Regions from separate parts of the Mus musculus genome. Here region 2 is linked to region 1. A link is a contact called in ENCODE Hi-C or POLR2A ChIA-PET data. All regions are on one chromosome and are shown on one strand. The core of a region is the stretch at or near the end of the contact, and the rest is flanking DNA. Distances in the headings are between cores, read along the strand shown.

Evidence for each region. Hi-C counts contacts between places; a loop is a spot of excess contacts on that map. ChIA-PET counts read pairs that join two places held with the same protein, here RNA polymerase II (POLR2A).
Region 2: a loop to region 1 is called in a map of heart, with 1.8 times the contacts of the local background. The contact joins two enhancer-like sites. A Hi-C loop is called at or near these places in 3 of 37 maps with a recorded cell type or tissue (CH12.LX, T-helper 17 cell and heart). POLR2A ChIA-PET finds 5 or more read pairs at or near these places in 4 of 5 experiments (Patski and embryonic stem cell).

Annotation. Positions count from the first base shown.
Region 1 is chr2:31,081,951-31,089,683 of GRCm38, reverse strand. It overlaps Fnbp1 (formin binding protein 1), which reads left to right. Exons shown (of 17, transcript NM_001177648.1): 5 at 5,599-5,661; 6 at 6,606-6,710. Among named protein-coding and RNA genes, the nearest start is that of Fnbp1, 56 kb to the left of the region's middle. Within about 2 kb of position 2,942, at least 2 of the 3 ENCODE cell types and tissues checked have a DNase peak (open chromatin) inside an H3K27ac peak, as active enhancers do; they include heart, where a contact is called at or near this core.
Region 2 is chr2:31,121,526-31,129,258 of GRCm38, reverse strand. All of the region lies in intron 1 of Fnbp1 (formin binding protein 1), which reads left to right. Among named protein-coding and RNA genes, the nearest start is that of Fnbp1, 17 kb to the left of the region's middle. Within about 2 kb of position 4,463, at least 1 of the 3 ENCODE cell types and tissues checked has a DNase peak (open chromatin) inside an H3K27ac peak, as active enhancers do; it is heart, where a contact is called at or near this core.

The sequences.
Region 1 (7,733 bases), core at 1,693-4,192:
TGCCCTTTCGTTCGTTTTCTGCTGCAGTTCGAGGTTGTTTTGAGACTGTCTTTGTATGAACCGTTAATTGGCCTGGAACTTTCTTTGTAGGTGGCCAAGTTGGCCTATAATTTAGCAATCTCCTGCCTCAGCCCCTGCCCTGCCCACCTTATCTCACCCCACCCCCAAGTGTCAGGATTTCAGCCTCATGATGCAGGGTCCATCTTTTTCTCCCCTGAAACAAGGTTTTGCTATGTAGCCCTGGCTATCCACCTTGCTCTGTAGACCAGGCTAGCCTCAAACTCAGAGATCCAGTTGCCTCTGCCTCCCGAGTGCTGGGAAGCACTGCCAAATTCAGGCTTTTCATCCCCCCACCCCCTTCTCTCCTGTTCCTGTACCTGTGGTGGCCTAGGTCAGTGCTGGGCACCTTCGTTCATCACCTGATTTCCCGAGACGGGATCCCTCACTGAATTTGGAGCTTGACAATTTGGTCAGGCTGGTTGGCCTGGGTTTCCTCCTATGCCTGCCTCCCTGGTGCTAGCTAGCATTACTGTGGCACACTCAGCAAGCGCCTTCTCTAGAGCATCTAGAGCGCCAGCCAATTCTCTGAAGGAAGTTTCTTCTGTAGAGACTCAAGTACAACTCAGAACAGAACTGAGAGCCAGGTGCGTTAGCGCACGCACACCGCTACTCCCAGCACTCAGGCAGGGGGATGTCTCTGAGTTCCAGGCCAGCCTGGGCTTACAGAAAGGCCCTGCCCTGTCTTTTAAAAAAACAAACCTGACATGAAAATGAAAACAAGTGCTTTGTAGCTGACCTCAGATTCCTCTTGGCTTCTCTTTTCTTTTTCTTCCATTTATCTTTTTTTTTCTTTTCTTTGTTTTTCTTGTTCTCTTTTAAAGTCTATTCTTGTGTTTTAAAGAGAGAACCAAAGCTTCCTATTACAGGGAGAGTAACTAGCGTCCCTCTGGTTCCCCAGAGATGGCATTTCCTGTCGCTTTTCTGACAGGAGAGATGAGCGCTGGTGACTTCATCCTGGGCTCCCAAAGCAGCCCTTATATCTTTGTCCTGGGAACAATCCCCCTTTATTCTGAGCCGTGAGGGCATGGTTCTCCAACACACTCCCTCACTGTCCCAGGAAGAAGCGCCCTGCCATTGTTTGTTCGTAAACAACAAGTGCATCTGGCAAAGCTGCTTTATTTGTTTAAGTTTTCTAACTGTTCAAACCACTGTTTCCCCTCCAAGGAGCCAGCTGGAGCTGGTGACCTCTTCCTGAGGGCAGTCATACGCAGAGGGATGAGGGGGGGTGTGTGCACACGTCTCCATGGGGGAGGGGGAGGGCACACCCAGCAGAAGAAAGGCTGGAGGAGTATCCCTCAAGCTCAGTGTTTGGGTGTTGGTAATGAGGGGCAGTCTCTGAGGTGCCCTTATGGAAGACAGCCATGTAAGGTGCACAGCAAATGTGAGCGCTTCCCACACACTTACCTAACAGACAGCCAGAGAACTTCCTGTCTGGGTTTTTATTCAGAATCACCCAACATATGATTTTTTTTAAGATTTATTTATTTATTGAGACAGGGTCTTGCTGTCTAGACCAGGCTAGCTTGAAACCTTGAAACTCACAGCAATCCAGCTGCTTCTACCTTCCTAGTCCTAGGACTAAAGGTGTGCCATATGTGTGTGGATAGAAGACCCCAGTGGGGGTGTGGTTTGAGATGGGCTTTCATTTCCATCCTGACTGCCTTTCTCCCCCCCCCCCCCCCACATCCCTCCCCCTTCTTCCTGGCCTCCACTCCTTCCTTCTTACAAGCTGTGCACAGCTTCCGGTCCATCCTCCCGGCAGGGTTCTTCACACCCTGTAATCAGCAAGCTGGTCTCCCCTAGCCTTGCCCCTGGCTCCTCTAAGCCTGAGGCTCTGTCTTCCCTTCTTCCCTGCCCTGTTTCTCTTCGGAGATTAAAAAGAGATGGCTCCAGGGACAAGATCTTTGAGGCAGTAAAGACCGAAAACTGAAGGGTTGGGGCTGGAGCGATGGTTCCCCAGTTAAGAACATCTACAGAGGTCCTGGATTTATGGGTTCCTAGCACCCCTATGAAAGATTGCAGCTATTTATAACTCCAGCCTTGGAGACCCCAGGCCTTCTTCTGACCTCCTCAGTATCAGGCATGCTCAAGAGACACAAAATACATGCACCCAAAACTCTTAGACATATACAATTAAAGTAGCAATATAAAAGAAACTTTAATCTTTAAAACAAAAAAAACAGGATGTTCAAAGTTGAACTTCGTAAGACCTTGGAACAGTGACCTCCGGAAAGACAAGAACTTGTCCCTTTATAAAGTATCATTGTTCAGGCAAAAGGCTGGCCTTGTCCCCTCCCCCAGGCTTCCCCAGCACTTGGTTGTCCCCAGACTCTGCTGAGTTAATAGGTCTGAGTACGGAGACTCAAGGAAAGGAGGTTTTTGCCGAAGCCCAGAGGAGGATGCTAGGGACCTGGCACTTCCTGTTAATCACTCTGCCATCCCTCCTTACGGTGACAGTCAGGAAGCAAGTGGCTAACAAGGGAAAGTTTATCCACAGGAGCATGTAGGGGCCCAGGAGGCTCAGTGGGCCAACTGTTTGCTTTATAAACACCAGCTGAGTTTGAATTCCTAGCACCCGCGTAAAACCCCAGTGTAGTTATGCACACTTGTAACCCAGTGAGGGGAAGCAGAGGTGGGCAGACTCCAGGAGGTCACCGGCCCACCAGTCTAGCAGAACCAGTGAGCTCTAGGTTCAGTAAGAGAGCTCCAAAATAAATAAATACATTAATAATAATAATGTGGAGAGTGATGGTGGAGCCACTAGCCTTTGACCTCTGATCTCCACAGGTGCACATACACACAGAAGGGTGTTTACCAGGAAAGCCAGGGGAGGGGGGCTGCTCCTGCTCCTTGTCCTCAAAGTCAAGGGGGAACCCCTGAGTTTACAGTGTCCTTGGTCAAGGGACTCAGCCAAGCTGGCAACCTCCCTGGCTGGGCAGCTTCAGGCAGCAAATCTCATCAGACCCAGAGGGCAGAGCCTTTACCCAACACAGGTCCTGCAGCCTTTGGCCATGCAGACAAGGTCTACTGATCCCATTAATGTGTCTGTTGGAAGTATGTTAAAGGGAAATGGTAGTTTTAAGATGCTGAGTGAGAGAGATGCTGTTTCCTCTGTGTAGCTGTAACGGGTTTGTTGCTGTTGCTGTTTGTTTGTTTGTTTGTTTTCCTAGCGCTTTCGTCCTTGCTGGTCTCTCCTGGCTCTAACTACCCACCTAAGGAGGAGGCTTCTCCGGTGTATGTTTCATGCTAGTTCTTCTCAACTCTCAGACCCCAGGCCACATTGAACAGGACTCTGGAATCTTATAGAAATACTAACCTTAAAACTCAAGATATATTTACCCCCTCCCACCATGGTCCCCCTTTTTTCTTCCCTCTGAAACTCAGGTCAAACGCAGGGTCATTCTGGACTTTATTTAAAAAGGGACTTTATTTATTGGGCATGTGTGTTGCGGTGTTCAATTGGAGGTCAGAGGACAGCTCTGGATTTGGTTTCTCCTTCTGCCTTGAGGGACTCTACTAACATGTCTTCGGGTCAAGACCCAGGACACCTGTGCACAGGGGAAGCACGTGACTGGAGGTCAGAGGACAGCTTTGGGAAGGTGGTTCTCGTTCTCTCCTTTTACCCTGTGGGACCCCAGGTAGAACTCTGGGTATCCATCCGTCTTGGCATCAAGCACTTTTATCCACTGAGCTATCTCAAAGACCGGGGACTTCTGTTTATTCATGTCTGATTCTGACCTCCCAGTGGCTTGGCTAATCAGAGGACATCTATGGTGGCTGCTGGTGGGGCTGGCATTCGGGTGCTTAGAGTTCTCCCACCTGCAGCAAAAACCAGCAACAGCCTCCATTCTGGAATCTTCCCTTCACACCATCCAAATTCAGACTCACCCACAGTCTCTGTCCAGTCAGACCCTGAGCCACCAGGTCTCCTCTCTAATCCCCCTTCCTAGCAACCTGCCCTGACCTGGTTCTCTGGGGTCCTTGGAAGTTAACACTAGTCATAGGCCTGCCGTGAGGCCTTTCTGTTTTAAAAGATTCTAGAGCTAGTGAGATGGCCCACACATTGAAAAGAGAGAGCCAACTCCAGCAAGTTATGCTCTGGCCTCCATATGAGCTGTGGTATGCTCACCCAAACACAGCAATGATTCACCATTTTAAAGGTTCTAAGGTGCAATTTCTATTCACAGAGAGCCCACAGCACTGCTTGTACCATCAACATCTGTATCTCCCTGAACTAGGAACAAAGCAAATATCCACCAACCAGTGAGCAGCTACAGAAATGTGGTCCATCTTCTCGGTGGAATCTTACTCAGCCAGAGAAAAGAATTAGTGGGCAGATACGTACTACAACAGGATGAACCTTAAAAGCATACTTTCATGTGAACAGGAAGAAATAAAGTCAGGAGAGGCTAGGGGGACAACTAAGAAGTACAGTTCTTCATTTGTGGGAGGTGGAATATAATATATGTTAATTGACCAGTGCTCAAAAGATGACCCCAGTGATTGCTGTATGCTTTTCTTTTAAGATGGGGTCTCACTGTGAAGCCTTGGCCAGTCTCAAGTATCCTCCTGCCTCTGCCTTCCAAGCCTGGGATGAAAGGTGTGCTGAGGGGGCTGGTGAGATGGCTCAGGGGGTAAGAGCACCCGACTGCTCTTCCAAAGGTCCGAAGTTCAAATCCCAGCAACCACATGGTGGCTCACAACCACCCATAACAGAGATCTGATGCCCTCTTCTGGTGTGTCTGAAGACAGCTACAGTGTACTTACATATAATAAACAAACAAACAAACAAATAAATAAATCTTAAAAAAAAAAAAAAAAAAAAGAAAGGTGTGCTGAGCCACGTCTCCTGGTGTGAGGACTATCTCAGCAAGGCATGGCTGTTGTTTTTGCAAGTGGCACACAATTTCACATTCAGTATTGCTGTGTCTGAAACTTGAGAAGGAACTCCTCAAGCCGTCTTATTTTCATTTCCCCTTAACTTGTTTATCATTTAAACTTTGGTTGTTGTTTGAGATGGGGACCTCACTTGGGTTTAGGGTCTGGCTTGAACTTCTGGAAATCCCCCTGAATCAACCACACTTGTCCTGGATTACCAGCCTGAACTCTTACGTTTCTTTGGACCACACAGACTAGAAGTTCAATGTTTGTTTGTTTATTCGTTTTGGAGGGTCTCACACATACTAGGCAGGCAGGTTTCCACTGAGCTGCACCTCCCTCCCAGATGATGCCTAAAGGCTTACTTAAGGGGCTGGAGAGCCGACTCAGCAGTTAAAGCTCTTGCAGAGGACCTGAATTTGGTTCCCAGCATCCCCCTAGTGGCTCTGGATCATCTATAGCTTTAGCCCCAGGGGATCCGATGCCCTCTTCTGGCCTCCACGGGCACTGCATAAATGCGGTGCACATACACACACGCAGAGAAACCACACATATATAAAAACAAATCTTTAAAGCTACTTAAGTTGATAGAGGGTTTTTCCTCTTGCATTAGTATGAGGAGGGTAGGTGCTGACCCCTGCTCTGATTTCTACTTCACAGAACTTCCATGATGGACGGAAGGCTCAGCAGCACATAGAAACGTGTTGGAAGCAACTGGAGTCAGTAAGTGGGTAGCCGGAAGCCGGCAGCTAAACCAGTCTCTTTCCCAGACCAGCTCATTTCTATCTGAATCTGGCTTGAATGGCTCGCTAAGGGGGAAAAAAAAATCAGGCAGAGACCTCTAAGGAGGCTTCTTTCTCTCTAGATTTTTCTCATTTGTATTTCACTTACTTTGCTCCTAGAACTATTATGGCAAAGTGCTGAGCTGGACATGCTGGATGCTGGAGCGATGGCTCAGTGGGTAGAGTGTGTGCCGAGGGACCAGGAGGGCCTGAGTTTGGATCCCTAGCACCACTTAAAAAGCTGGGCGTGGCGACACACACCTATAATGCCAGCACTGGGGATGCAGAGACAGGAGGCTCTCAGGGGCTCACTGTCCGGCCAGGCTGCCCAGCATATCAGCTCCAGGCTTAGTGAGAGACTCTCAGAGAGCAAGGTGGGCGGGGTGCAGAGATAACAGCTCTGCTAGCACAAGCACCTGATACTTTGCAGAGGACCTGGTGTGTCCCATGTCGGGTGTCTCACAACCACCTGTCATTCCAGTTCCTGGGGAATCCAACACCACTTGTTCTGAAGGTACCTACGCTGCACACATAACCACACGCAATCAAAATGAAAAGCAATCTTATTTATTTATTTATTTATTTATTTATTTATTTAAAATAAAAACAGTGTAGAGAGTGATTGAGGAAAGCACCCGGTGTTGACCTCTGACCTCTTCATGCGCAAGCAGCAGGTACATACACTCATTAAAATGTGTTCTGGTAGAGGCAGGTAGCTCCTGTGCAGAGAACAGATAGGGGTCACTCCAATGTAGAGAGGTGCGCAGGTCACTTCTGGAAATGACCAAGCATGAGGCATGGGTTCCTGGGAGAATGGCCGTGGAGGTCTCTCTAGAGGTGGCAGGGAGGGTGGGTGACCAGCAGACTTGGCTGTGCTCTCTGCAGAGTAAGAGGAGGTTTGAGCGGGACTGTAAGGAAGCCGACCGGGCACAGCAGTACTTCGAGAAAATGGACGCTGACATCAACGTGACCAAGGCGGATGTGGAAAAGGTAAGGGGTCTCGGTCTCACTTCCCTGGAGCGTGCTTCCTGCACAGCCGCTGAGAGGCCTGGCCTTGGCTTCCTCTTTCAGTCATAACCACACGAGGGTACCTGATGGGAGGAAGGGTTTCATTTTATCTCATCACCCTGGGGCCAGGGTTGAGGTCATGTGCTTAGTCACCAACGAGTATGATGGGGAGACCTGGAACGTCACAGCGGGCGCGGTTCAGGAGGCCACACTCTTCTGTAGTGGCTTGTCGAAGGCCGAGTTCCATGTCTAGGGAGCTGAAGCAGCCATCTCAGCCCACAAGGGAGAGTCCGTCAGTTATCAGAAAGGCCGATCCCTCTGGCCCGCTGCGTCACGGATTCCTCTGGGCTGGGATGAGAGGGGCATTTGGAAGTCTGCGAGCGAGAGCTTTCCTCTGAAGGCTCAGACATAAAGTGCTCCTTGTCTTCCGGGCCAGTGGATGTGGGTTTTCCCTAGAAGCCCCATTTTCTTTTTTATGAAAGTCATCAAGATAATGTAAACACAATTATGCCATTAAATAGTGGCATTCATTCACGATGCCCAGGGCCATTTGGGCACCGCAGTCTGCGCTTTTCTCTGGAAAAGCCCTGCTTTTCTTGGTACCACTCGGTTCTGCCAGATGAGTTTGAAATGCCTCAAGTTGGGCAATGTCCCAGTTGGAAAAGTGTGTGTGTGTGTGTGTGTGTGTGTGTTTAATTACTTAGCATACTAAAATGCATATTCTTGACATCATGAGGATAGACTTTTACTTTACCAAAAGACACTCATGTTTTAAGTGACCGTACTTACCATAAATTTCTACTAACTAGGAATTTAAAGTGATGCTTTTTTTTTTTTTTAAAGTTGAAATCATTTATTTTTGTGTGAGCATCTTTGTGACTGGTAGCACTCGTGTGGCCTGGGCAGAGGGTAACTTTATTGAGGTGGTCCCACCACGTGGGGCCCAGGAATGAACGAGTTTGACTGCAGCAGTCAGCCGCTCTTCAGACTTTAACAGTGTTACCT
Region 2 (7,733 bases), core at 3,214-5,713, 38 kb before region 1:
CCGGAAGTCAGGGAAGGAGCCAGGCTGGACCATCATAAAACAGGGATGAAGGCAGTAGAGGTGGAAGGTTTTCACAGGCTCAGTCCTCTGAATGCCCGTGTCTAACTTGAGATTGTCACATGGTGAACTGTCATTGTCTTTCATGGCCACTGTGAGACATTTGTTTTAAGTTAGGGCTTGGCTTTCAGATGGATGGCTTCCATAGACCGGCTCCAGGAACACAGCCCTTCCAAGTGAAGAGGGGACAGTTAGCACAAACGGCCACCGGTGGGCATTGTACTTTGGGTAGCCGTGAACAATGAATGTCAGGAGAACTCCACGTGCAGTCCATTAGAACATCATTTGAAGGCTGCCCACAGGCTGCCTCTGACTTACAAGATGAATGGGGGTTAGAACTATTCAGTGCTCACCTGGTCGACTGACATCCTTGTTACCACAGACCTACTATTGTCTAATTTTCCTCTTGACAACTTGTGAAAGAAATCTGATTTTGAGAGAACTCACCTCATGTGGCCAACAGATTCTATTTTGCGAAGCCGGCCACAAGCCTGTCTCTGTCCCACAACAGATGTCAATTACGATGTCAATACTGATGTGTGTTGTGGAAGCAATACCATAAGATTTCTGAGGAAGGATTATAAAGAAGACATCTGCTTTAGCTTGGCTATTTTGGACTGCTGTCTGAGGGTTTTTTGTTTCTCTTTGGTGTTTTATTTTGAGACAAGGCCTCATATTGCAGCCTTGGCTGTCCTGGGACTCACAGAAATCCACCTGCCTCTGCCTTCTAAGTGCCTGGCTCAAAGGTGTGCGGTGTGCCACTACAACTGGCCTTTTTGTGTTTTTTTGGAGCCAAGGTCTTACTCTGTAGGTTAAGCTGGCCTGGAACTTCCTATTCAGCCGAGGCTGGTCTTGAACTCTTGACAATCCTCCTGTCTAAGTCTCTTGTTTGCTTGGATTGCAAGTATAGGCCACCACACCCAGCTAATTATTATTATTGTTGTTGTTATTGTTACTATTATTGTCATTGTTATTATTATAAGGTTTTTGCAGACTGTGTGGTCTTGCTCAATAGCCTGGCTCTGGAGCCAGCCAGGCTCCATGGCTCCTCTCCAGTTACAAACTTGCTGAGTCATTTTGAACAAGCCATTCAACCTGGGTTCCTTTAGCTGTTGAATGGGACACAGCGAAGTCTGCCCCAGAGGATGATCGAGAAGAGTGGTGTGTTTTATCAAGTCAAGGATATGTTCTGTAGAGTGCAGTATGGTGAGGTGGGAGGGGTGCCTCAGCAGGTCCGTGCTGAGGCATCCCTTGCCCTGAGGTACCAGCCATATGATAGACGGGTCTAGTATAGAATAGACTTTATTTAGGGCATGGAAAGGGGAGAGGAGGGAGGGAAGAGGCTGACCAGAACATGTGGTGGGGGGGGGGGGAGGGGAGAAGGGGAGAGAAGGAGAAAGGGGTCAGAGAGAGAAGAGAGTCAGAGAAAAGAGAGTGAAGGAGACCACACAGTCCCTTTTATAGCAAGCCAGGCCTACCTGGCTGTTGCTAGGTAACTGTTGGGTGGAGCCTAACTAAGAGGAGCTAACAAAGAGGGCAGAAAAATAGATTTATTATATATCATTATATTTATGTATGTATGTATAGTGTGTGTGTGTGTGTGTGTGTGTGTGTGTGTGTGTGTGTAAGAAACCCGGAACAAATGGCTAACTGAGGCACCTATTAACACATCAAAGTGGCTGCTGGCCAGCTTTCCCAGCCACATTCAGTACCCAGCACTGCCTCCCTCCCCCCAACCTCTCTCCCAGAGCCTGAGTTTCGCTTCCCTTCTCCCAGCCTCCCTTCCTTCTATAACTCAGCCATTTTGGCTCTGCCCTGGCCTGGCCTCTTGGGCCACGGCTCCCCTCTCTCCTCTGCATCTACCCTCCCCACTCACTTTATGGTCTCGGTTCGGTCTGCTGGCCACGTTCACACTGGACCCGTCCTTGTGCTTGGCTGTCCTCTTCCTCATATCTACAGTGAAAACCCTCCCCAGCCAGGCCTAGGTGTGGCCCTGTTCTCATCGTCATTCAGGTCCTGCCTTCTGAGAAGGGATGCCGCCGCTCTGGCAGAGTAACTCATCTTGCTAGCAAGAGTGAGGGCAAGCCTTCCCAAAGCACTGTCCCTCTTCCATGTCCTTAGTCCTGGGCTGCCACCAGGAGGTGTGTCACCCACATTTAAAAATGGGTATTTATGATTCCAAAAAAATGTAAACAAAAAGATCCCTCCCAGGAGTGCCTGGCTGCCTAGGATTTCGTCGATTACAGATGTGTTTAAGTTGACCGCTAAGATTTGCCATTTCCTTGTGTGTTGCCAGCTGTGGTGTTTGGCTTCTAGTCTAGTCAACAAACTGAGTGGAACCAGACTGCACCCCCCCAGATCTCTTCAGCCAACCCTTCACAAGTTCTAAAGCCAAAGGTTGGAGAGATGGACAGCAGTTACCTGCACTAACTGCTCCCACAGAAGACCCACATGGTGGCTCACAACTGCCTACTGTAACCTTAGCTCTCTGACATCCAGCACCCTGTTCTGGCCTCCGCGGCCATTCACACGCACGAGGCAAACTAACACACAAGTAAATGAAATAAATATTTTACAGTTCTGGGCTCAGCTGCCCAACAAAGCTCCTTGATCAGGCGTCCCGAGGAGTGTGGGTAAGCACTAATGTGACTGATGGCAGTTATGCTGGCTTCTGAGCTTGGAAACTCTTTAGAACTTTTATGTTCAGTTCCCACACTGCAACTCAAAGACACGCTAATAATGTTAATAGGGGGGTTGCAGAGGTCGGCTCATTGCACAGTGGCACATAAACAGCATCATTAGACATACTCCGTAGGCTATTAGGCCTCCTGAAGGCATTAGTGTACTGGGCACGACTCTCCCGGTAAAAATACCCAGGTCTATTTTGCCAAGTCAAAACTTGTTGGTTGTGATTGGACGATGGGTCAGCCAGTTAAGTTCTTGCCTCACAAGAGCTGCCGACCTGAGTTTGGATACCCAGCACCCATAGAAGCCGGCCATGGTGGTGGGTGCCTGTAATCCCGCCACTGTGGAGACAGGAGGACCTCAGAAGTTTTCTGGCATGTCATCCAGGTTGAATAAGAGGCCTTGTATCTTAAAAGAGGCATGGTCAAGCCTGGCAACCGTCTTGATGGACTGAGTTCAATTCCTGGGACCCCCATGGTGGAAGGAATAAAGACTCCCACAGGTTTTCTTCTGACTTTTATATACACACACAGCACTTCAGTGTGTGAGTGTGTTTGCATGTGTGTGTCTCTGTGTGTGTGTGTATGTATGTATGTATGTATGTATGCCAGCAAAGTGAGAGCCTAACTCCAAAGCTAAAGTAATGTTAAATTTAGCCAGGCAGTGGTGGCGCACGCCTTTAATCCCAGCACTTGGGAGGCAGAGACAGGTGGATTTCTGAGTTCAAAGCCAGCCTGGTCTACAGAGTGAGTTCCAGGACAGCCAGAGTTACACAGAGAAACCTTGTCTGGGGGGGGGGGGGGAGGGGGGAGGAGCTAAAAATAAAAATAAGATGGAGAAATAATTGTGGAGACCACCTAGTGTTTACCTTTGGACTTCATGCATGCACACACTCACACTCGTACATGCACACACACTCGCACATGCACACACACATTCACTCATGCACGTGCAACTTTTTGGCCGAGAGACCCAAAAGGTCGCTACCAATTATGGTGCTTTAGTAGGTCAGCAAACAGAAGAGTCAATAGTATCATCCAGGAAAGCTTAGACAGTCATGGGCCTTGCTTGATAAATGTTATCAATACCAGCTAGAAGTGTCTTCTGGCCTTCCTCGGGTGACAGAACGCCAGGAATCGTCTGAGGAAGTGAACATGCAGACACTTCTGTAGATGGGGAAGAAACCCTGGAGCTGGAAGCCGTGGGAGGGAACTCTGGCCATTCCAGCACACCAGAGCATCTGGAAGCAGGAGCATCTGGAGTTGACGGCTAGCCTTGGTTACATAGTGACTCCAGGCTAACCTGGGCTACCAGAAACTCTCTCTTGGAGGAGGAGGAGGAGGAGGAGGAGGAGGAGGAGGAGGAGGAAGAGGAAGAGGAAGAGGAGGAAGACACCACTGAAAGAAGTTGGGTAAAAACCACTTTGGAAAACTTTCAGCAGATTCATCAACTTGAAGGAGGGCCAGGGACAAGGAGAACATTTCTTAAAGGGGCCACTGCCTGTTTCTCAGGTCGATCTTCCTTCAGTTTATTGCACTGGAGGACAGAGAATAGCGTCCTTGGTAGTACTCAGTGGGTCTCACCCTTGTGTGGCAGGCTATAAAAAGATTTGCTTATTTAAAAATAAACAATGTTTGTGGTCTGGATCCAACCCTGCTCACATGCTTGGGGCTGCCTGGTAAGTGACTGCAGATGGGAGCCAGGCTAATAATACCTATTTCAGGCCCAGGAAGTGAGGCATGCCTGCAGACCCAGCTACTGGGGAGGCTGAAGCAGGCCTATCACTTGAGCCCAGGGGTTCAGAGTCAGTCTGAACAACTTTGCAAGGCCCAGGGGAAGAGCTGTACATGTCTTTATCCTTTGGTGTGGCAGCAACCAGGGTAGCCTAAGAGTAGAGGCTGCTGCTTAGCACTCTGGATCGGGAGGCTCATTCTAGGGCCTGATATCATGTGAGGCAAAAGGAAGAAAGAGATTGAAGGGGGTGTAGAACATGCTCAGCAGACAGGGAAATGAATAAAATGGGCTCTGCCTGTCACCTAGCGGCCATGATGCTGAGATATGTGGGTAGCGGGTGGAGATCAGACCCAAGCAGACTTTCAACTGGACTTCTTCTGAGAAAGTGTCCCTTAAGTGCTACTTGTGCTGGCACATGCCTGCAGTTCCAGCATTTAAGGTCAGCCTGGTCTGCATAGCCAGCCACAGCCCAGCTAGAGCTACACAGCAACAATCTGTCTCAAAAAGAAATTTTCTTTTAAAACAATAACGTATAACCAAGTGTACAGGGGTGCATACTCAGGCACACACACACACACACACACAAACACACACGTTTTCCTTTATTCGTGGCTCCTAGATTTTACGTGGACATATGAAACCTGCCCCAGAAACAGAAGTATGACTGCCTTAGGAGAAGGAAGGAGACTCAGCGGAGCAGGAGGGGTCAGGAGATTGAGGCTGTGGAATTCAGGATTCATGAGGAACATTCTTATATGGAAAACTAAAGCATCAGTAGAAGTCAAGGTTATTTTTACCAACTGCCATGGATGTGAAGACTATAGACAGGCTACATCTCTGAAGAAGATACCCAGACAAAAAGAGTGCAGAGGCTCAGTGCTGTGCCTGCCTCCAGAGATGCAAACCAAGGCCCCAGAGAGATACCACGTCCCACTCATCAGAGGGACTGTCGTCAGAAAAGCATAAAAAAACCTCAGATACCGGAGGACAAACCCCCAGGATGTCTCCATATCAGGCCATAACTAGTAATGACTTGTTGGCCTGCGCTCCAACTTGAGGGAACCCTGAGAGTGAGGTGCTAAGTGGGTGGAGCCAGGTGTGTTGTATGAATCTGTTTAGATAAAACAGGAAAAGCAGGTAGGTCCATGGTAAGCTAACTCACACTGGTAGTTGCCAGGGCCTGAGGTTGAAGGCCGGGAAATGACAGCCTTATAGCACATGGTGTATGCTACTAAGGTGATGGAAATGTCTGGGTACCAATGGGAGCAAGCAGTGGCTAAACAAGCTGTGAACACAGTATACATCACTGAATCATTTGCTTCAGAATGGTGAGTTCTAGTCGGGTGTGGCAGCACAGACCCGAGATTCCAGCTACTGGGGAATGGCTACTTTCCTGGTCCTGTGATACTTACCTTGACCTAAACAGCTGAGGAAAGGAAGAGATTGTGTTTGCTTGATTTTGAGACAGGGTCTCACTGTGTAGACTGGGCTGGCCCTGGATTCAGGGATCTACCTTTACAGCCTCTTGAGTGCTGGGATCAGTGGGATAAAAGGTGCACGACCCTAGCTGGGCAGTGGTGGCGCACGCCTTTAATCCCAGTGCTCAGGAGGCAGAGGCAGGCAGACCTCTGAGTTCTAGTACAGCCAGGGTTATACAGACACAGAGAAACCCTGTCTTGAAAAACCCAACCAACCAAACCAAAGGGATTGTGACACTACACTGGGCCAGAAGAAAGAGTTTACTTTGGCTTAAGGTTCCAAAGGGAAAAGCAGTAATGGCCAGAAAAACAAGCTTTCTGGCAGAAGCGGGAAGCTGGCTCGTCACATCGTTATACACACACAGGAAGCAGAGAGGGGACAGAAAGTGGAGTGAGGTTACAAAACATCAAAGCTTACTCCAGTGATGTACTTCATCTAGCAAAGCTGCACCCCCAAAAGTATCCATAATCTCCCCAAATAGTGCCACCACCAAAGGAGCTACGGTTTTAATACATGACCTACCAGGGGACACACCTCTTTCTAACCACTACCGGGGGCAAAGCCTATCTGGACCACCTAGGGAGTTGCAGGCCAGCTTGTGAAACTTAGTAAGACCCTATCTCAAAGCACAAAGTTAAAAAAAAACAGGCCTGGAGCTAGGCAGTGTTGGCAGAGGCAAGAGGATCTCTGTGAGTTCAAGGACAGCCTGGTCTACAGAGGGAGTTCCAGGACAGCCAGGGCTATACATAGAAGCCCTGACTCAGAAATGAAGGAACAAACGGGACTGGGAGAGTCAGGCATAGTTGTGTGTGTCTGGAATTCCAGTACTTGGGAGGGGGAGGATCCAGTGCTCTGGTTTTCTTTTCTGCTCCATACCCAGTTTGAAGCCAGCTTAAACTACATGAGATCTTGTCTCAACAAACAAACAAACAAGCCAAACAGAAAGTCTAAAGATTAAAAGAAAATAGAAAGCCAGCCAGTGGTGGTGCATGCCTTTAATCCCAGCACTCGGGAGGCAGAGGCAGGTGGATTTCTGAGTTTGAGGCCAGCCTGGTCTACAGAGTGAGTTCCAGGACAGCCAGGGCTACACTGAGAAACCCTGTTTCAAAGAAAAAGAAGAAAGAAAACAGGGCTGGGGTGTGGCCTAGGCATACTAACTACATTTACCTAGTATCTCTAGTACTACAAAAACAGATGAACAGAGGCCACAAGGCTTGTCAGGTAAAGATGCTTGCTGCCAAACCTGCGCTGACTTGAGTCTGAGCCCCTGGACCCACATGATGGACAGAGAGCCTAATCCCATACGTTACCCTCTGACCTTCACATAAGCACTGTGCCATGTCCACAAACATACACAGTAAATACATATAATATAATATAATATAATATAATATAATATAATATAATATAATGTTGAGAGACAAGCCAGGCCAGGCATGTTCACATTCCTGTAATTCTATCTTGGGAGGTAGAGACAGGATTTCCAGGGCAAGCTGGTTAACAAGAACAGCAAAATCATTAAGCTTTGTGTTCAACAAAAGACCCTGCCTCAGTAAAAATAAAGTCCCAAGTAGTAAGCGGTCAGGGGAGATAGCTGATGCTAACCTCTGACCTCCACTTTCATTTACACACACATACATGCACACACACACACATACACACATACAAGACAGCTTGGCCTGGGGCATTTTGGTTGTGGCTGTAATGTCAAAGGGCTAATCTGAGACACTCCTCTGTCTTCAGAAATTTAAGAGCCAAGGTGAATGCTGCAGGAGACA